Linked DNA regions of Homo sapiens: region 1 is linked to region 2. Evidence: chromatin loops called from intact Hi-C (ENCODE). Cell type or tissue: psoas muscle. All regions are shown on one strand. Each heading gives the region's core, and the rest is flanking DNA. Links, peaks and the distances in the headings are about the cores only. Region 1 overlaps ATXN1 (ataxin 1). Region 2 overlaps ATXN1 (ataxin 1).

What was found. A loop is a pair of places that touch in the nucleus more often than their neighbours do. Peaks named below come from ENCODE experiments on the same cell type or tissue, not always from the same donor. Only the 100,000 strongest peaks of a DNase experiment are listed, where the experiment ranks them.
Region 1: it touches region 2 in a loop (2.2-fold over the local background); 3 of 110 quality-filtered maps call a loop at or near these places.

What each region holds. Positions count from the first base shown.
Region 1 is chr6:16,665,110-16,675,514 of GRCh38, forward strand. All of the region lies in intron 2 of ATXN1 (ataxin 1), which reads right to left. Among named protein-coding and RNA genes, the nearest start is that of ATXN1-AS1, 91 kb to the right of the region's middle. RefSeq lists a silencer at 5,587-5,666 and an enhancer at 7,201-7,702. In psoas muscle, for the core only: no CTCF peak of the experiment used is centred there; a DNase peak (open chromatin) is centred at 5,152.
Region 2 is chr6:16,327,611-16,338,015 of GRCh38, forward strand. It overlaps ATXN1 (ataxin 1), which reads right to left. Exons shown (of 8, transcript NM_001128164.2): 7 at 1-860. The coding sequence starts at 700. LOC127903862 reads right to left here and starts at 821. Exons shown (of 1, transcript NM_001414722.1): 1 at 732-821. The coding sequence starts at 821. The coding sequence ends at 732. RefSeq lists enhancers at 1-325, 4,488-4,782 and a silencer at 4,488-4,782. In psoas muscle, for the core only: CTCF peaks have their summits at 3,918 (motif pointing left) and 4,686 (motif pointing right); DNase peaks (open chromatin) are centred at 3,881, 4,671 and 7,241; H3K27ac peaks cover 4,684 bases.

The DNA.
Region 1 (10,405 bases), core at 753-8,752, 340 kb after region 2:
AGTATGTGGAGAAGATGTGGCCAATAGTTTCAGCAATTGTGGATATTCTTTTTTTATATCATACCAAAACTCAATAAGTGGTAGTTTCTTAAAGGGGAGCAGCACCATGGAATCTGAAGCATAGAAATAAACTCTAAGTATTCTTTTATATTAAAATTCATTAGTCTATCTTGAACTTTGGATGGATCTTTAGCTATGCATGATTTTGTAACATCATACCCTGGTCATTTGGAAAATTATATTAGTTCAGTGAATTATGCAAATCTTCCAAAAGTTGACACATTTCATTACACAATATCATCACACATCATATAGCCTCTGAAAAACTCCGCTGTACACATGGAAGAGAATGGGAATGGAATAGGTAAATAATGTCTTAGTATTACCATAAAAATAATCTTGATCTTACAGATGTCCCTCCAGAAAAGGTCTTGGGTGGGGGTGGGGGGGTTCCCAAAGTGAGAACTGCTGACCAGGCAGACATTCTAAACCCCACAGATCCCTACTGGAAGTAAAAGCACAGAACTCTAGGTTTCCTTCTGGCCTCAATTTCCATAATTCCCACCATTTGTCCTCTTGGGGATCACTGAGTACAACCTAACAAAGACCATTAACCCATGTGGTCAAGAACATGAGATAAACCATGAGGGCACCAGAGGGAAGAGTTATCTGTGGGCGGAAAACTGTATTTACTTGGATTCTACTAGGCAAGAAACTGTGAGAAGTGTGCATTTTTAATTTTGTTTTATTTTTATGGGTACATGATCGTTGTGCATATTTATTGGGTACATGTGATTTTTTGATACAAGCACACAATGTGTAATGGTCAAATCAAGGTATTTGGGATACCCATCACTTCATTTCTTTTTGTTAGGGACATTCCAAATTCATTCCTCTAGTTATTTTGAAATATACAATAAGTTATTGTTAACTATTGTTGCCCTATTGTGCTACTGAACACTAGCTCTTATTCCTACTATCTAACTATATTTTTATAGCCACTAACCAACCTCTCTTTATTCCTCCCTCCTCACTACCCTTTCCATCCTCTGCTAACCATCATTCTACTCTCTGTCTCCATGACGTCATGTTTCTTAGCTCCCTCATATGAGTGAGAATATGTGATATTTGTCTTTCTGTGCCTGGCTTATTTTACTTAACATAACGTCTTCCAGTTCCAGCCATGTTGTTACAAATGACAGAATTTCATTCTTTTGTATGGCTGAATAATATTCCACTGTGTATATGTACCTTATTTTCTTTATCCATTCCTTCATTGATGGAGACTTAGATTGATTCCATATCTTGGCTATAATGAATAGCTGCAACAAACATGGGAGTGCAGGTATCTCTTCAATATACTGATTTCCTTTCTTCTGGATATATACATGACTTTTCTTTTCTTTCTTTCTTTTTTTTTGGAGTCTAGCTGTGTCACCAGGCTGGAGTGTAGTACTGTGATCTCAGCTCACTGCAACCTCTGACTCCCTGGTTCCAGTGATTCTCCTGCCTCAGCCTCCCGAGTAGCTGGGATTACTGGCACATGCCACCACACTCAGTTACTTTTTGCATTTATAGTAGAGACGGAGTTTCACCATGTTGGCCAGGATGGTCTTGCTCTCCTGACTTTGTGATCCGTTCGCCTCGGTCTCCCAAAGTGCTGGCATTACAGGTGTGAGCCACTGCACCCAGCCATGACTTTTTTTTTAGCAAACACTTTCTTCCAATCTAGGCTTTAAGAATCTAGTTAAAATTTCTTTTAACTAAAGGAATAAACTTTTAAAGTACATGGAAAGAGATTCAGAAAGACCTTTTTCATGAAATCAATTCATGAAGTAACTAGGTAAATTATAAATCATTATCTATTTAGAAAGAAAATACGCAAAGAACTACTAAACAACACTGGTTATCTTTGGGTGTTAATGGACACATGCAATGATAATAGCTAACATTCACATGTTAAGCCCTTGAGTTTCATTATCTCCTCTAAGCCCTAGAACCATCCTAGGCAGTGGACACTTTTATTACCCGCCTTCTAATAAATAAAGAAATGGAGGTGAAGGAGCTACATAATGTACCCACAAGTGACAGATTGAGGACTCCAACCTCCATCCACCTGAGAGCAAAGATTCTCTATCTCCTCAGTCTGCTGCCTCCTTTCCAATTAATAGTTGACTGAACTTCGGTAGATTCTTCCTCTGGCAGGTATTCCACAATCATGAAACATCCTCTTCACTTTCTTGTTTCAAAGTGAGGAGTTGGCTTGATGAATTGGCTCAGAGCCCATCCTAAAATATGTACGTGTCGGTAAGATTCTTTTGCCTCCCCAAAGCAGACCGGTTATCACATGGAAAAAGGAGTCTCACTCACAAGCCACACGCTGGATTCTGTGAGGTTAAAACTTTTGATTCTTAGAAGGACATGAGGATAGAGCACTGATGTTCTGTAAACAAAATGATGGTCTGTAAACAAAATTCAAGGTATCCTCAGCCCAGCCCGAATCCCCTGTTTATTCCTCTGAAAGCACATTTATGAAACAAGCTCTGCAAAAATGCCAGTCATCTCTAAGGCACCACAGTAAGGCAAGGAGCTATGTAGTGTTATCCTTTTGAAGTGCTTTCTAAACGCTTAACTCCCTTGGGTCAGTTGATTCACCATCCACCTCTGTCCCCTTTGCTTATTATTTCTCTCACCTCAGATGGCTTTCCTTCTGCTAACCCACAATCGTTAAAAACATACTGAACACTTTCTAGATTATTCTTAGTCATTTTTCAATGCCCGGCTCAAGACATTTGTCTTTCTATAACCACTGCAGCTCACTCTTTCCCCAAAGTGCCTCGGGCCAGGACTCCCATCAAGGTGGGCTTACCTATGTGCTCTCTGACCCCCTGTAATGTTGCCTCATTTGTGTGAGTCTCGGCTTTCGTAACTATTAATAGATGACAGATGTTCTTAAAACCTTCTAGAGAAATCTCTCAAGGCAGTGCACATAGTGCCAGATACAAAATATCATGCTTGCTCTCATTTTTCTCTAATTGAGTGAGGACTAAAGAACACTGGCATGTTTTTTTTGTTTTTGTTTTCTTATTTTTTTGTTTTTATTACTAAAGTTTTAGGGTACATGTGCACAATGTGCAGGTTTGTTACATATGTACACATGTGCCATGTTGGTGTGCTGCAACCATTAACTCGTCATTTAGCATTAGGTATATCTCCTAATGCTATCCCTCCCCCCTCCCCCAACCCCACAACAGGCCCCAGTGTGTGATGTTCCCCTTCCTGTGTCCATGGAACACAGGCATGTTTTTAACGTTGATTTTATTTTTAAACATCTTGCCTTTTGGTCTTGAGAGTCAAGATATTAGCCATGTAATTGAACCAGAAGCTTTAGATATTATTAAAGAGAACAGGAGTCTATAGAGTTCAGCCAAGGGTGCCCACTGAGAAGCTCCATGCTAGTTTATTTGTGACTTTCTCAGGGAAGAGAATTAGGTCTGTCCTACTGCAAACTGAAATAGAATAAAGTAGGATAGTATACTAACTCTTGGCAAAAAATTCTCAGCCATTCTTAATGACATCCATACCTCCAGTTCCATGCCCTGTTCAAGCATTTCGTATACCTCTGTTTTCAGTAGGAATGCCACAAACTGGTATGGAGCTTTTATTATTTTATTTTATTTTTTATTTTATTTTATTTTATTTACTTTATTTTATTTTGAGATAGGGGTCTATGTTGCCCAGTCTGGTCTTGAACTCCTGGCCTCAAGCAATCCTCCCACCTTGGCCTCCTGGGTAAGGATCTTTGTAATGAATATTATTATTTGGATGACAGACTGCAGGAAGCCCAGAATCCACCCCATTTTCTTGGCATCATAATTACTCTTTGAGAAATTGTGCTGTACACTTTGTATAAAATGAGAGCATGTAAATCAAGCAATAATAACAACAATCCTCCCATAGTATGTCAAACTCACGAGGCATTTCCTTCTCCTCCAAACCCTCCTTTCTCTCAGACAAACCAAGTAATTGAAGACATGTATTTTCAAGGAACATGGCTAAGAGCAGACTGTTTCTTTACCACATCAAACTTCTGTGCAGAAGTTAAGAAAGGAGAATCACTCTAATGCTTATTCCTAATGACTGTGATAGACTTTCTGCCTTGAATGGTGCATTTCCATTTGTAAGCTCCATTTATAGAATCACACAAGTTTTTGCCTTCCTCTGAAACCTAACACCCTGATCTTACCCTTTTTTGTATACATCACTCTTGGTGGAAATTTTCAACAACCACAAAGGTGGGGGAAAGGGCGTGGCGTACACTGACTCCTTAGTCATGTTTCCTGATGTTGCCATTTTAGTGTATTTTAAGTATTTACTTATGGCAACAATTATAGTTCACAAAGCACTGTTCTCTTTTTCCATCCGGCAGACCCCCTTGGTGTGCTCTACTACAAAAGGCAGTTTTCTGAATCACTGCTATTAATCAGTAAAGAATTGATGTCCCTATTTGGTGAATAGCAAACTGCTCCTATTGCTCTCTGAACTGAACTGAACAATCTTTTTTTTTTTTTTTTTTTTTTACTTTAAGTTCTGGGACAAATGTGCAGAACGTGCAGGTTTGTTACATAAGTATACATGTATCACGGTGGTTTGTTGTACCCTTCAACCCGTCATCTAGGTTTTAAGCCCCAAATGCATTAGGTATTTGTCCAAATGGAACTCAGCAGTCAGCAAAATATATTAAATTTGTCAGTTCTAGAATAACTCTTGTTGCCTACCTCCACATTCACATTGGTGATGTCTACTCCCTGTCCTCACTCCTGAGCACCTGTCACCTCAGACCACACCACTGAAGCTGACCACCCCATGACCCCCAACCAAGAAAGGGTAAGCCAACACAGAGAAGCCAGGGTGGGCGCTCAGAGAGACTCCTGGGTCTGGTCACTTCTGTGGGTCCACTAAGCCTGTTCCTGGTACCCCAATATCACTAAGTGGCCCAACTTAGAAATACTAGAATCAACTCCTCTGCCTTCCCCCTTATTCCACAGGTCAGCAGGGACCAAATCCTATCAATTCTATTTCCTGGTTATGCTACTTGAATCCTTCCCTTTCTGCCTCTCCAGCAAGTCTGGCTCTGCCGTCACTCACCCCTCGTGCCCTCTCACCCAGATGTCTGCCTGCTCTCATGGTTCTCCAATCACCTCTCCAGAATGCCACAAAAGCTGGCTCTAGAAAATACAGATCTGATCCTTGTACTCTCCAAACTGAAAACCATGGTGACTGCAGTATACTCTCCAAACTATCACTAAAGAGGAAGGGGGATGTGAAACATATACAGTACATTACTCTCTGCGATCTTCCTCTGTGCTATCAACAAGCAAGAAAAAAGAGATCTGGAGAAAACAGATGTGGAGGATACATGCAGAGGACCAAGAACCAAGATTTTATTCAGATTTCCTTCCGTTTTTACTTGGCTCATCTATATTTTGGGTCAGTTTTTTAGAACTCAATTTGACTTTTAATCATTAAAAATGATCCTAGAAGCATGTCCTGTGAGGCACTGCCAAGTCGCATTGATGCATTTCATTACTGCTTGAAAGGCCACATATTCAAAACACTACTAGAAGTCAGGCTAAAGAAAATAAAATGATTTTGGATATTTTTAAGCAGTTACTAAAACAGAAACAAATGTTATTTTTAATCTCTGGCTCACTGTAAACTGACAAGATATGAATATGAATTTTACCAAGTAATGTATAATAACTGCTTCTGCTCACCACAACCACATGCCAACAACTCAATTTTATATTTCATTTCGATGTTACATGTGGAACATATAATCTAGATTACAAACCATCCTCATTACAGTCCATTTACTCTAGCTAATTTTTGATAGCATGACATCATTAGCATAAAAAAGCTTAGTGAATAACTATTCTGAAATTTGCTTTTATAAAAGTCCTTGCAAAGTTTTACATTTCTAAACAAGTGAAAACCAATAGCTGAAAAATTGTAAGATGATGCCATAATTGTCCAAATGTTGCTCAGTTCACCAACAGGCTTACTGAGTAGGTTCTTTAGAAAGAAATTCTGCCAGGTAGTTTGTAATAAGAAGTATCTGCTATGGATCATGCCTTTACAAAGTTTACATTCCAGCAGGGAGGAAAGCATGTACACAATTGGCACTTTTCTTTTCTTTCTTTTTTTTTTTTTTTGCAGTAACGTAACAGAATAAGAGAAGTACAAAAGAGCTACAAAGTCTCAAAAGAGGAACCATTTTATGCAGGAGAGGGTATCAGGAAAGATTCTGGTAAGAAAGTGGGCCTCAGGAGCTAGGCAGATGGGAATTTTGAACTCTAAGTGTCTATTTCTGAAGTGAAACTAATCAATGTGTTTCTACAGTTAACATTTATTGAGCAACTACTATGTGTCACAAAGTTCATAAATGTTATCTCTAAGCTTCCAAACAAACATGGAATGACAGCCTGGTTACAAATGATTAAAAAGGGACTCACAGAGTCTATTAACATTCCCAAGAGTCATTAGTTCTTACTGAACATTAGTAAGCCAAAGGCATATTTATATCAACACAAGAGTTAATCACACAGAAAAGATGACAGTCTTAATTCGAACAATCAAGGGTCAAAATCATTATATATTTTGAATACGAATATGGTTGAATATGACAAGGATTTGAATACGTCAAAACACAAATCACATTCCCTGACATGTAACTGAAATGACAAGAATATCAAGAACTTAAGTACATGTTTATTCTAACCTCTAACATCAGTATTATGCAATGATTTCATTTTAAACTAAATGATTAAAATGTACCTTTGTTTTAAAATAGGTATTTGAGTTTCTACAGCAGTGTTTCTCCAAGTGTGAGCCAAGGACCTTTTATGTTAAATGAATCACAGGAGGGTGCTCGTTAAAAGTACAACTCCTGGGCCCCACCCCTGACCTATTTAACATACTTTAAGGCCCAGGAATCTGAATTTTCAACAGGACTAAGTTGTATATTCAAGTCCTAGGGCCTCTGGTCTAGAGTTTCCTCCCCACACCTTTCCCCCCAACACGTTTCCCTCTTGTTTACTCCCTTACTGAAATGTGTCTTTGCCAATTTAAACAATTACTTTTCAACATCCTCCAAATGTTTTCTGTGTCATACTGCATTAAAAGAAAAATTACTTCTAAACACTAAAATTATACCACAGGAAAAAAAAAGGCTTTTTTAAAAACCCATTTTTATAACACTTCTTTTGCTACATCTAGCTCAAGTCAGCAAAATGTGGCTCTAGTAAATGCCTTGGAGTCTGTGGTAGGCACAACAAGGGACCTTCAAACATACCCACGTCCTAATCCCCAGAATCAGTCTGTGAATTCGTGGTAAAAGCGATTTCACAGATGTGATGACATTAAGGATCTGGAGATGGGGAGATGATACAGGTGGGTCCAATGTAATCGCAAGGAAGTTTAAAAGTCTGAGAAGGAGGAAGAAGTGTCAGAGGAAGATTCAACTATGGAAACACAGCACAGAGAGATGCAACATTGATGGCTTTGAAGATAGGGGAAGGGGCCAGGAGCCAAGAAATACAATGGCATCTAGACAATGGAAAAAGGTGGGCCAGGCACGATGGTTCATGCCTGTGATCCCAGCACTCTGGGAGGCCGAGGCGGGTGGATCGCCTGAGGTCGAGAGTTCGAGACCAGCCTGGCCAACATGGAGAAACCCCACTCTAGTAAAAATATAAAATTTAGTTGGGTATGGTGCTGGGCTACTCCCAGCTACTTGGGAGGCTGAGGCAGGAGAATTGCTTGAACCTTGGAGACGGAGGTGGCACTGAGCCAATATGTGCCACTGCACTCCAGCCTGGGCGACAGAATGAGACTCCGTTCCCCCCCGCCAAAAAAAAAAAAAAAAGAAAAGAAAAGAAAGAAAACGGAAAAGGCAAGGATATGAATTATTCTCTAGAGTCCCTACAGAGAATGAGCCTGGCTGACACTTTGATTTCAGCCTGGTGAGACCTGTATTGGATTTCTGACCTGCAGAACTGTCAGATAAAAACAGTTGCTTTAAGCCACAAAGTTCCTGATAAGTTGTTACAGCAGCAATGAAAAACTAACACAGGTGCTTTGAAGAAACTCAGGTCACCTCTAACACAAAGGCCATGGCCCAGCCAGCCACCCACATACTTTCCGGCTTTACCAAACACATAAAGACAGAATCCCAAATATTAATTTGGCACAAATGGGATATGGCCCGGGTAGTTTATTTTCATGCAATGCTGCTACCTCTTTTCTCCGTTTCCTTCCTTATCCTGCTCTTCCCACTCACGCCTGCAGCTTACCTCCTCACCTTTGTCAAGGCAGGCTGATTTATCAGCTTGGAAACTATGAGAAGGAAAGGGTCTAAGGCAGGGTTTCTCAACTCCAGCACTATTAACATTTTGGGCCAGATGATCCTTGGTTGAGGCAGAGGACTGTTTGGTGCATTGTAGGATATGATATTGATTGATTGATTGATTTTTAAAAATCATTCATTCATTCATTCATTCAAGAGACCCCTGACTCTGCTGCCCAGGCTGGAGTGTAGTGACGCCATCACAGCTCACTGCAGCCTCAAACTCCTGAGCTCAGGCGATCCTCCTGCCTCGACCTCCTAAAGTGCTGGGATTACAGGTGTGAGCCAATGCCCCCAGCCCCATTGCAGGATGTTCAGCAGCATTTCTGGCCTCTACTCACTAGATGCCAGTATTGCTACCTTGTTTTCCCATTTGGGACGATCAAAAAGTGTCTCCAAACATTGCCAAATGTCCTGAGAGGGCAAAATGGTCCCCAGTTGAGATCCACTGGTTGACAGCATGTGGCAGTTAATGTGGTGGTCTGTGTTCTCTCCATCAGTTCCCTCCCATACATGGAAATGCTCTAACGTGTTTTATATATATATATATTCTTACATTGCTGCTGGTCTCATTCAAATGAGTCTCCCAAGGATTCAGTCTGTTTGACATTTTAAAACAGCTCAAACTCAGAATTCAACCACAGGACTTTTTTTTAAAATGGCCCCACTATACTTATTCCCAGCCACAGGCAAGGGAAACATGGCTTTTCCACAATGACCCGCAGCCCAACCTAGCCAACAAGCTCACAATTCATCCATACTGCTGCTACAGAGGCGACAGAGGTCAGCACTTGCTATTTGACTGTTACAGAGAACTTTCTTTTTTTTTTTTTTTTTTTTTTTTGAGACGGAGTCTCGCTCTGTTGCCAGGCTGGAGTGCAGTGGTGTGATCTCGGCTCACTGCAACACTGCAAGCTCCGCCTCATGGGTTCAAGCGATTCTCCTGCCTCAGCCTCCCAAGTAGCTGGGATTACAGGCGCCCACCACCACGCCCAGCTAATTTTTTTTTTTTTTGTATTTTTAGTAGAGACGGGGTTTCACTGTATTAGCTAGGCTGGTCTCAAACTCCTCACCTCATGATCTGCCCACCTTGGCCTCCGAAAATGCTGGGATTATAGGCTTGAGCCACCACGCCCTGCCTACAGAGAACTTCCTAAAGTTCACTGCAACTTTATTACCTAGATTTCATTAATAAAAATCCTTTCAATCAGAAGGTTTAGCACAGTGTAGACCAAAGAGATCATTCACTGAAAGGCTGGCTCTGATGGCAAAACAGATGGTTTGGAATGAGATCCTGGGAAATGGCCACTGTACTGGAGTAAGAAATCAATGCTCCTAGAGAAACAGATCATTTCCTCAGCAAGTTTTTGCCAAGAACATGACTTAAACAAACATGTGAAAAGATCCTGTTTTGTGTAGTTCTGAATTCTGCTCAGACTTTCAATTTCAAAATAACAAAGCAGTAAACTGGAAACATAGCCCCCATTCTTTCTGAAATCTTAAACAGACTGCAGCTTCCAAGGTTGGATGTGAAATTCAGAGGCACACAACTCTTTTGGTAGAAAGCTGCAGCCCAGCAGAGCTCTCTGAAGTCTAGGGGGAGGTGGGTGTCTGTGTTGTAGATTGGTGACTTTATAGAATGTGCTTCCAGGAATGTGAGCATACACACCCCTGGCAACTGAAAGTAACCAATGGCTTTTTAACAGATCCACTTTATTTCAACGTTTGGAGATTAACCCGCAATCAAATACTGCCGTATGAGTCCGTGCTAAGACTTCATCATTTCACATTTTCTGTCAAAAGCCTTTCTTCAATTGCACCATAGTCCCATAAAATCTGAAAATATCACATGACTGAGGATCTAAGAGCCAAGGTCCTGAATCACACAACATACTCATTAGGGAATCTTCTCCCTTTCCCCCTTTCAGATATTTTAAAATTAAAACGAAGGGTGGAGGGAATTTATATGTAATGATATTGGCCTGATGGCAGTCAACT
Region 2 (10,405 bases), core at 1,336-9,335:
TGAGCCCCGGAGCCCTGCTGAGGTGCTGCTGCTGCTGCTGCTGCTGCTGCTGCTGCTGCTGCTGCTGATGCTGATGCTGCTGCTGCTGCTGCTGCTGCTGCTGCTGCTGCTGCTCAGCCTTGTGTCCCGGCGTCTGGCTCAGACTGCCCATGTTGGCCAGCAGAGTGGAATAGGCCTCCAGCTGGGAGCGCTGGGATGGAGTGGTGGCCCCTGCGGCCGAGGCCACTGCACTGGTGACGGGGTTGGCGGTTGGGGGGATCAGCTGTGATGGGATGAAGCTGGCATAGGTTCCACTGTATTGGGAGGACCCAATGAACTGGAAGGTGTGCGGCAGGTGAGCGTACTGCACGGGGGACACCGGGGTCCCTGGCTGCGGGGTGGCGTACGCGGCAGGCAGCGTGGTGGCCACGGGGACAGACCTGGGAGCGCTGGGCGGGGAGTAGTCCAGCCCTGTGGACAATGCTTTGTGTAAACCTATTCCCTGTTGTAAACCAAGCTCCACCGAGGTCCCTGCCGGCCCATGCCTCCCGCCCCCGTGGCCCCGGCCACCAGGGTTGCCCGGGAGCCATGCTGTGCCCTCCACCCGGTGGTTGTCGCTGGGCAGGGTAGGGGCCTTCTCCTCGGAGGACCGGCTGGTGGCGGGGATCTCGCGCTTCTTGGGAGGCAGGCATTCGTTGCTCCGCTCTTGGTTGGATTTCATTTTTCGCCGTCCCCCCTCCACGGTGACTGTTTCACTGTCTGGATGGCTCTGATTTTAGTCTGATAAACGGAAAGTCACATTTGATTTCTGTAGGGGATCCAGGCTCTTCATGAGGAATCATCTCCCCGTGGGTACAATCCGCCAACAGCAGCTCTGGATGCTGGGAAAGGGAAGAGGGCAGTGACAAAGGGAAAAGGAAAGGGAGGAGAAAGGGAAGGAGGGAAAGGACATCAGAACATGAGCACCGGGGAAAGAACATCTTTGGCAAGATTAAGACTAGGCCCTGGACTCGGTGTGAACTCCCATAACCCAATCATACCCCAAGCACTGAAGCAGAGAAAACACTAGCCAACACTTTGGGAGGCCGAGGCAGGCAGATCACGAGGTCAGGAGATTAAGACCATCCTGGCTAACATGGTGAAACCCCGTCTCTACCAAAAATAAAAAATAAAAAACAAATTTAGCCTGGTGTAACATTAGCTGGCACACGGCTGTAGTCCCAGCTACTTGAGAGGCTGAGGCAGGAGAATTGCTTGAACCCAGGAGGCAGAGGTTGCAGTGAGCCGAGATTGCACCATTGTACTCCAGCCTGGGCAACAGAGCGACACTCTGTCTCCAAAAACGAAACAAAACAACAACAACAAAAACAAAAACACTAGCCGTGGCAGCTGCACATTATAAAGGAAGATTATGAAGACACTGGGCAAGTGAACACTGTAACACATATATTTTTTAATGGAGTTAACAACTCCCCTAAGATGTTCTCAATACCCTCTCTCCTGTTTTTTTTTCTCCTTTTCTTCTTCAAGGGCAGATGATGCAGTTCTTAAATTTCCTTTTCAGAAATGTTGGTTCCATTTCTCACCTCTCCTTTGCCTGGCTGGAACATAAAATGAAGCCCTTGGAGAGCATGACACCAGCTGGACCCTGCCCTCAGAGCCAGGCACTGAGAAAAAGCAGGTTAGCAGTGAAAGTCCAGAACAGTCCTTGCACTCGATTTCTGAATCCTCATCTGCCAGAGCCACTACTCTCCAAGATTCCCCTTAGCTCTGGGTCCACACTGGACCTACGATTTCCTCTCCCTAATACACACACACACAAACACACACACACACGCCAACTCAGCAGAGGCCGCCAGAAATAATCCTGTTCTCTGCAAGTTTCAAAAGAATTCCCAGTACAGCCACTCATATGATGACGGAGTGAGACTGTTAAAAACCGAATTTGATTATGGTTAAAAAACCCAAATACCATACAAAAATAGGGCTAGTGCACTGAATGTTTTCTCAGTGGGTTACATGCTTGGTTTGTCCATCTCTCTCTTCCTTTTCAAGTTGTCATTGAAGTTCCCCTTCACACCGTCCCCTTTCTCATTGGAAAGTAACAACTCGCCATTAACACTAGAGACGACAGCTCTTTCAGACAAATCAGATCAGTGTGTTCAAACCTGGACATACAAATGGTGACCCTGGAGCCAGTTCTTATGGTCAAGTATCTCAGTCTCTTACTAACCACTGAAGTCTGAGTTACTGCTGCTGTGTGGGCAAACCAATGCCCAACAGACAAGAGGCCAAATATCAGTGGAACTGACATGACCCAGGCTAGCAAGCAGCGGATGTGATTGCTTCCACAGGTAGCAGCTGTAGGTATGCACAGTGCAACATGCTGTGATTCTGAGAGCTGTGGGATTGGGCTTTGGGAATTCCACACCCTTGGGTTTTGGTATCTCACATCCAGACCCTCTTTTCAATGATCTGATTTTCTTTCTTTCTTTCTTTCTTTCTTTGGAGAGATGGGGTCTTGCTATGTTAACCAGGCTGGTCTTGAAATCCTGGCCTCAAGAAATCCTCCTTCCTTGGCCTCCCAAAGTGCTAGGATTCCAGGCATGAGCCACTGTGTGTAGCCAATGATCCGATTTTAAAACAAACACAATAAAGTAGCGGCCTTCAGCATTCAATCCTTGTCCATGTTGGAGCAACACTGAAATCCCTACTGAAACATAACCCCCTTTCTCTACTCTGCCCCCTACTTTGTAACTATTTTTTAGAGGGGGCAATGATTTTTTTCCTTCCTTCCTTCCTTTTTTTTTTTTTTTTTTTGAAAAGGTCTTGCTTCGTTGCTCAGACTGAAGTGCAGTGGCGTGATCTCGGCTTGCTGCAACCTGTGCCTCCTGGGCTCAAGTGATCCTCCCACCTCAGCCTCCCAGGTAGCTGGGACTACAGGTGCACGCCACCACACCCGGCTAATTTTTGTACTTTTTGTAGAGGTGGGGTTTTGCCATGTTGGCCAGGCTGGTCTTGAACAGGCCTCAGTGATCCACCCACTTGGCCTCCCGGTGCTGGGATTACAGGCATGAGCCACTGCAGCCAGCTTGGAAGGGGCAATGATTTAATGGCCCTTATTGGTTTTGCTCCAACATCATCAATGAACATCATAATGAAATGACAAATGATACAACAGAAAGTTCTCAATCCTTAATGATTTTGATCAGATATCTAGGAAGGTGCAGGTTTAGAAATTTGGTGTCTCGATATCAAAGGACATTTCAGTAAGAATAGAATTTCTCATATGACAAGAGAGGCGCTTAAAGACTGGGACGGAAATGAAAAATAAGGTTAAAAAAACCCTAAAACACTTATGCTGAAGAAATGAAGTGTTGAAGGAGTAATGTCACTTATTTACTCTCGCAACCCAGGTGTTTTTTTTTTGAGATGGAGTCTCACTCTGTCGCCCAGGCTGGAGGGCAATGTGCCAATCTCGGCTCACTGCAACCTCCGCCTCCCGGGTTCAAGCGATTCTCCTGCCTCAGCCTCCTGAGTAGCTGGGATTATAGGCGGCTGCCGCCATGCCTGGCTAATTTTTGTATTTTTAGTAGAGGCGGAGTTTCACCATGTTGGCCAGGCTGGTCTCGAACTCCTGACCTCAAATGATCCACCAGCCTCTACCTCCCAAAGTGCTGGGATTACAGGCGTGAGCCACTGCGCCCTGCCCACCTAGGGTTTTTGTAAGTGACAAATAACTGTGTTCTGTACAGCCTTCCCTTGTAAAAAGAAGTTCTAATAATGAACTTTTATCTTTAAATTTCAAGACTCACTCTTAAGAAAGGGAATGCCAAACGCTCCCACATTTCCATACCAACGAGCAAGGAAAACTCATGCGTGAGACCTACTCAGAGAGAACCAGTCCATGCGCCCCCTGCTGGCCCTCCTGCAGCACTGATCCAATAAAACCCCACAGGGTTTCATGAGGGATATTTATGCAAGAGTGATGTGTCAGAATGCAAAATGAGAACATTTGCATATAGTAGGCCCAGCCAGTAAGGGAATAGGTTAATTAGCCCAAGGCAGCACTAGGGAAGAAAAAGCAGCGGCATAAAAGTCCTTTCAAAGCCAAGTAAAATGTCAAACACATTCAGGAAGGGTCTATTAGCAATGCAAATGTAACATTGCCTGTACAATTGAATGCACAATACACAAAACTAGAAAACTCCTCTGAAGGTACTTCTTTAGGAAGCCAGCTTTCGTAAATTTGAAAAAGAATGCTGACTTGGTTCTCAGTAGTGCTCAGGTTTAATTATACTGTTTATTTGAGAGACATCGGCTTAGTCAGCCCTGAAGACTCACTGGACTGGTCTTCTGCGAAATGATTGCTAAGACATATTGGCCTTAACACACAAATCCAAATTTATTCTTCTGAAAACTTATCCATTGATAAACAGCATCTTTTCCAGAGATTGCCAATGAGAAATCAAGGACACAATGATTAAGACAGCAGTTGCAGCGAGCTGGGGCCAAACCGATAAAAGTTTCCACCCATCCTCCTCCTACATTTAGGGCTATTTACCAGTGCAGCACGGAGCAGACAGGGCTCTCTAACGCTGAGGTATGTGTCCCTTCTCTGGGCCCCGTAAGCTTTCAGTACTGATAAGGGGAAACCCACGGGTAGAGATTGGGTCTTGCTGTATTTTCAATGAACCACCAGAGGGCGCCCCAGGATGGCACCACATTCCTGGTCTATCGGGTGATCATGGGACTAAACAACAAAGAAGTAACTTATGAAGGTGGAAAAGTAGATTTGGAAAATAAGGAAGAGAGAAAAAGAAACGAAAGAAGAAAAAAGAAAAAAGGAGAGTGGGATTTCTGCTCTTAGAGTCTCTAGTTGCAGACAACTGGCCTCTGTGTCCTGAATTGCCCTCCCAGGGGACCCCCGAGGAGTTTATCTCTGGAAGCACCTGCCACAACAAAAAGATTTCTTCCAAACATGGGGCCATGCACAATTATATCAATGCCAAATTACCAGAGAGCCACATATGCAGATCGCACTGTTTAAACATTCCTATTGGAAAAGGGAAATTGGAGGGAGAGTTAATAGATGAATCAAGACAAATGTATTTAGAGTTTGCTACCCATGGTTTGCCTGATAATCACTGTTCTGAATACATTCATCTTAAGCCGCTTTAGAGCTACATTAACTATCTCTCTATCATAATTTCTAAATTTAGCCCAGTGGTATAAGGCTTTGCTAGTCGAAGTGTGGTCCTCCGACCCGTGACATCAGCATCCTCTGCAAGTTTGCTGGAAATGCAGACTCTCAGGCCCCACCCAGTCCTGCATTTTAACAAGATATCCAGATGATTCTATGCACAGTAAGGTTTGAGAAACCCTAGCAGCTATCCGATTAAATTTTCTACTGCTAAACTCTTAAGCAAATTAAACATCTCTAGCCTCTTCCTAATGGAGCAGGCACTGGGAAACCAAACTAGGTGTTGTACGTAAACACAGAGTTGATGGAGCCTCGGAGATAAACATCTAATATTTAGGTGATGCTCCACTGCTTCCTCTGGGGTCATCTAAACCTAATACGGCTGCAAATAACAAATGCTGCTTTTCTTCTGGTTCTTTACACAACTGCAGAGAAATATACTTTAAAAAGGCTATTATCATAAATTTTATACACAACTCAATCATTCCCAGGAAGAAAAATGAAATTTAACAAAGGAAGCTCCACACTTCTTTCTTTGCTATAATTTCATTTCGAGAAATTTTTTGCTATTACCATGGATTCAGACTGCTTGGGAAGTGATAGGAAAATGAGATGCTTCTGTGCTAGGGATGTGGGGAATATATGCCCACTGACTGCAAGTCCAGTAAATAGCAGCCAACTGCTCAGAATGGAAGATGCTCTTAGAATTTGATATATAAACTCCTAAAAATACATCTTAAACCTAGGGCAAGAAAATGGGTTGCTTTTCCTACACCCCCAATCCTGTGCTTCTCAGTTTGAATGAACCCATGGCTGCCTGGCCTGTATATCTATGGACAAACAGGGCACGGTTTCAGCTTTAAAGAAGAGGAAGAGCAGGCTGATGAGCTTGTGCCAGGACTGGAAAAACTACGTATGCAAACACTGAAGAGGGCAGAATACCTGGGTGTGAGGACAGAGGTTACTTGGGCATGTCAAGGATTCTCAAAGTGCTGACTCACCAATCTCCTTCCAGCTTTATTACATCACTAAACTGGAAGGCCTGTGTGGTGCACTGGCAGAAAGCACTTCATTTTGGCCAAGCATTAAAAACAGGTCCAAACCCGACATGCTTGGAGTATCTAGAATGGAGAAAGGTGGATTGGATGATAGCTATAATTAGATGCCTTTATGGTTGACTGAACAGGCATGCCCCCAAAGTGGATCACACATTCATTCATCAAACACTCATTCCGTTTCTAGTATGTATGACGGGGACCTCAATTGTTCAATGTCAGTGTGAAGCAAATGGTATGCCAGAACTCTATTTTTAGTTCTGTTCTATTCAATACTAATACAGTGTTTTGGTTATCATATTTCGAAGTAACAGAAGGCTAGAAGGGATATATGTTGCGAATAAGATTCAAATATATCTTAAGAAGCCGGAAGTGATGGTACCAAACCAGGAAAATTAAGATCAATGAGAATAAATGTAAATGCCTGCCCTTGGTTTCAACAGCTCAATTAGCCTACTAGCAGGGTTGAAGAGATCTGGTTTAATAATGGTTTCAATGAAAGAGCCCAGAAAGTTTTTGTTTGACTATACACTCAATATGAACAACCATTTGGTAGGGTTCTTAAAAAGTATAGTAATTATAACCTTCATTAAAAAAAATATAATGTTCAGGCTGGGTTCAGTGGCTCACACCTGTAATCCCAGCACTTTGGGAGCCCAGGAGCTCAAGGCCAGCCTGGACAACATATCGAGATCCTGTCTCTACAAAAAATAAAAAAAATTAGCTAGGCATGGTGGTTTGCATCTGTGGTCCTAGCTACCCAGGAGGCTAAGGCAGGAGGATTGCTTGAGCCCAGGAGGTTGAGGCTGCAGTGAGCCATGATTGCTCCACTGCACTCCAGCCTAGGTGATAAAGCAAGACCCTGTCTCAAGAAAAGAGAAAGAAAACAATGTTCAGAATAAGGGAATAAATACTGCAACCATAGATGGCACGGGTAAAGCCACAGTTGAAATCCTGCTGCAAAGGCACGTGGGAAGGATGGGGCATGTCTAGGGGGAGTGATCAGTTGCGCAAGAGGTCTGGAGGCAAGCAGATGAGTAACAGCTGAGACAACTGGGAATGAGTGCCCTGGGGAAGAACAGAAAAAGCTGCAGCATTAGGAAGCAATGAGAATGGTTAAAAATGGACTGGGCTGCCTCATGAGTCAGGGATCTCTGGGTCACCCCAAGGGTCAGGATAGAAACTCAGGGATATGGGGTAGGGGTCCCTGCCCTGGTTGGGTGTTCGAACTACTTACTCTACATTTTTTTGCCATTAGGAACATTCTGAGACTGTGATTCCACTCTGTGTCAAGGTGGCTGGCTTGTCATCCCAGTCTACTGTCACAATTTCTTCTTGCTGTGTCCTCAGTGGAAACTGACTATTGACCTTCTCTTCCATGTCTATCTAAGCGTGGAGCTTCATGGGGCAGGCCTCTTGGCCCAAAATGAGGAGGCTCCTGAAGGGGACTGAAGGCCCTGTCTAGAGACATCCAGGCCAGAAACCACCAGAGAGGCGAGCTGGGACCTGGCACAACTTTGTAGAAGATGCTGTCTGAGAGCCTCGCCCCAACGCGCTCGGGTTTCCCTTCTCGGCTCTGCACCCCTGGGACATGGGATCTTGCTCTTCACGGAAGTGTAGTGAGTGAGAAGAGAAAAAGCAAGAAATGAAAGCTCGTAATCCAAGCTAGAAGGAGTCCACACGAGGGCCTAAGGACATAAAAAATAAATAATTTTATGTATCTTAATTTTTATCATGAATAAGGAAGGACAGTGGGTTGAATGGTAGATCCCTAAAAGTTATGCCCACTCAGAACCTGGGAATGGCTTTATTTGGAAAAAGGGTCTTTGCAGATGTAATTATGGATTTGGAAATGAGATCATGCTGGATGATCCAGGTGGGCCCTCAATTCAAAGACAAATGTCCTTATAAGAGAAAGGCAGAGAAAGATGTGAGATGTACAGAGGCAAAGGCCCTGTGGAGGCAGAGGCAGAGAGACTGGAATGACGCAGTCCCAAGCCAAGGATCACCCGAAGCTACTAGAAGCAGCAAGAAGCAAGGAAAGATTATCCCCTAGAGCCTATGAAGGGAACATGGCTCCACCAGCACCTTAATTTTAGACTTCAAGCCTCCAGGAGTGTTAGAGAATACTTTTCTGTTGTTTTAAGCCACGATATGTTTTGGTAATTTATTATGGCAGCCCTAAGAAACCAATCCAAATATCTTCCATTTATTGATTACTTATTATACATGCCAAGAACCTTACTTAAATATCTCATTTACTCTTCATAACAAATTTGTGAGGTTTGTATTATTATCTCCATTTTCCAGATAAGGACACTGAGGTTTTCCCAAGGCCATACAGTCAGAGGTAGAACTAGCACTGGAAATCACTTTCTTAGTCTACCCAACCATGATGCGGGTTACACTCACCTCCTGGCTATGGCGATGGCAGCCTCATAGCAAATATGCCTATTTATTTTTCATGTAGAAAAGGGACAGAATGCACAGGGATAAGTAGGGGAAAAGATGTCTAGGGGACCTCTGCACCATGTTGACTAATCAAGAACTGCAGCTGGTGAGACGTTCAGTAAGGAAGAGACTGATCAGTGACCAAGGAAGAGAGGTCAGGATGTTTGTATTTCCCAGGCAAGCAAGCAGGGGACCTCAGGCTCAGCAGCCAAGTTCAAGACCACCCACCCAATTGTGATCCAGGCCATAGGAGTGGTGAGACTGCAGAAGGAGCCTCTGGCACAGGTCGGACGTGAGGAACTGAGAGCACTAACATGCTTTTGAAACAAGCTCTCTCCCTCTAGTGTCACAAGAAGCAAGTTCAAGCCTGCAACCTGGCACAGGCTCCCCTGAGTCCGTGGCAGCCAGCAGCACACACCACATTTTCCTTTTCTTTGAGGCAAGACCTTCCTGGGGGTGGTTGGGTCAGGGGAATCTGCCACTACCACTGCCAGCTGGGACTGCAGTGGGTCAAGCAAAGGCAGGAGAAAAGCAGCCCCACTACTTATATTATCAGCACCACGAATAGTAGTGTTTTTTGACCCCATGCATCTATAGACTTTTTGGGCAATGGATACGACTATACTTGAAGCAATGATTAAAAAATTTAAATCCACCCAAAATAATAGTCTCATTCGGGTGGTCGCTGGCTTGGGTAGCTCTGCGTCCAGTGGGGAGTTGTTCTTTGATTAAGGGCCTTGAAGGGGAGGCTGGAAAGAATTCCTCAAGACACACAGCTGCACTGGCTGCCATTCTGCTGAACTTGTCTGCTTGGCACGTGGTTAAGTTGCTGTCTCCCTTATCCCTAAGTGGGGCTGAGTGATTTGCTACTACCTGTCCACATAATGGAGGGCCAGGCTTCATCAATTCTTAGATTCCTGGCTTCTGCCATTGCTATTCGTAGTGAGCAGATGACAGTTCTGGGGGTGCAGTTAGTGAGCTCTGCCACCCCTGGAAACATCAGGACATCGGCCATGTGGCTGGGGTCCCCCTGCGTGGCTCATGGCACATGTCCGTGAGAGCTGGAGGATCAGCCTGGATGAGGAAGGAGGAGGGGCGGGGCCACAGCTTGGCTGGGCCATCCCTAGAAGCCGGCTCACATGGAAAACGCGCTGCAGTGGCTGTGTAGCCAGTGTCTCTGGCGGCCTGCCCATGCCGGAATTCCTGGAAAGGCTCAAGATGGAAAAATAACCATCTGGATCCAAGCTGGTCCCAAATGAATTGTCTGACAGAGGTTGAGTTGGAGTTTTTAAGAAAAGCTGGAAATGCCTTTCTGTCAAGACCTTTCCTGATTCAATACAGAAGCAAATACTTTTTTGCTTTAAAGCGTAGTGCATTCCAGGTTAGCTACCCGGGGGCACCCACGTTTCTGTTTATCCACCACTCTGGTTGAAGGCTGGGAACAGTTACACAGATGCTTTCCACGCTGCCTGGAGTTAGTGGTTCTCATCCCAGTCCAGACTAACTTGTTTCAAAGTGAGAGGAAGTGAGCCCTCTTCATTATCTTATTTCAAGGACTGATGCAAGAAGATGAAAAGTATTGGCCAAGGTAACACAGTAAGAACTGGGGTCAGGAGGATGAGAACCTGTCACTTTGACTCTCACTTGAATGTTTCTTACCACCACTGTGATAGATCTCACTACCCGATGCATGAAGCATTCACATCCACTGTCCTAT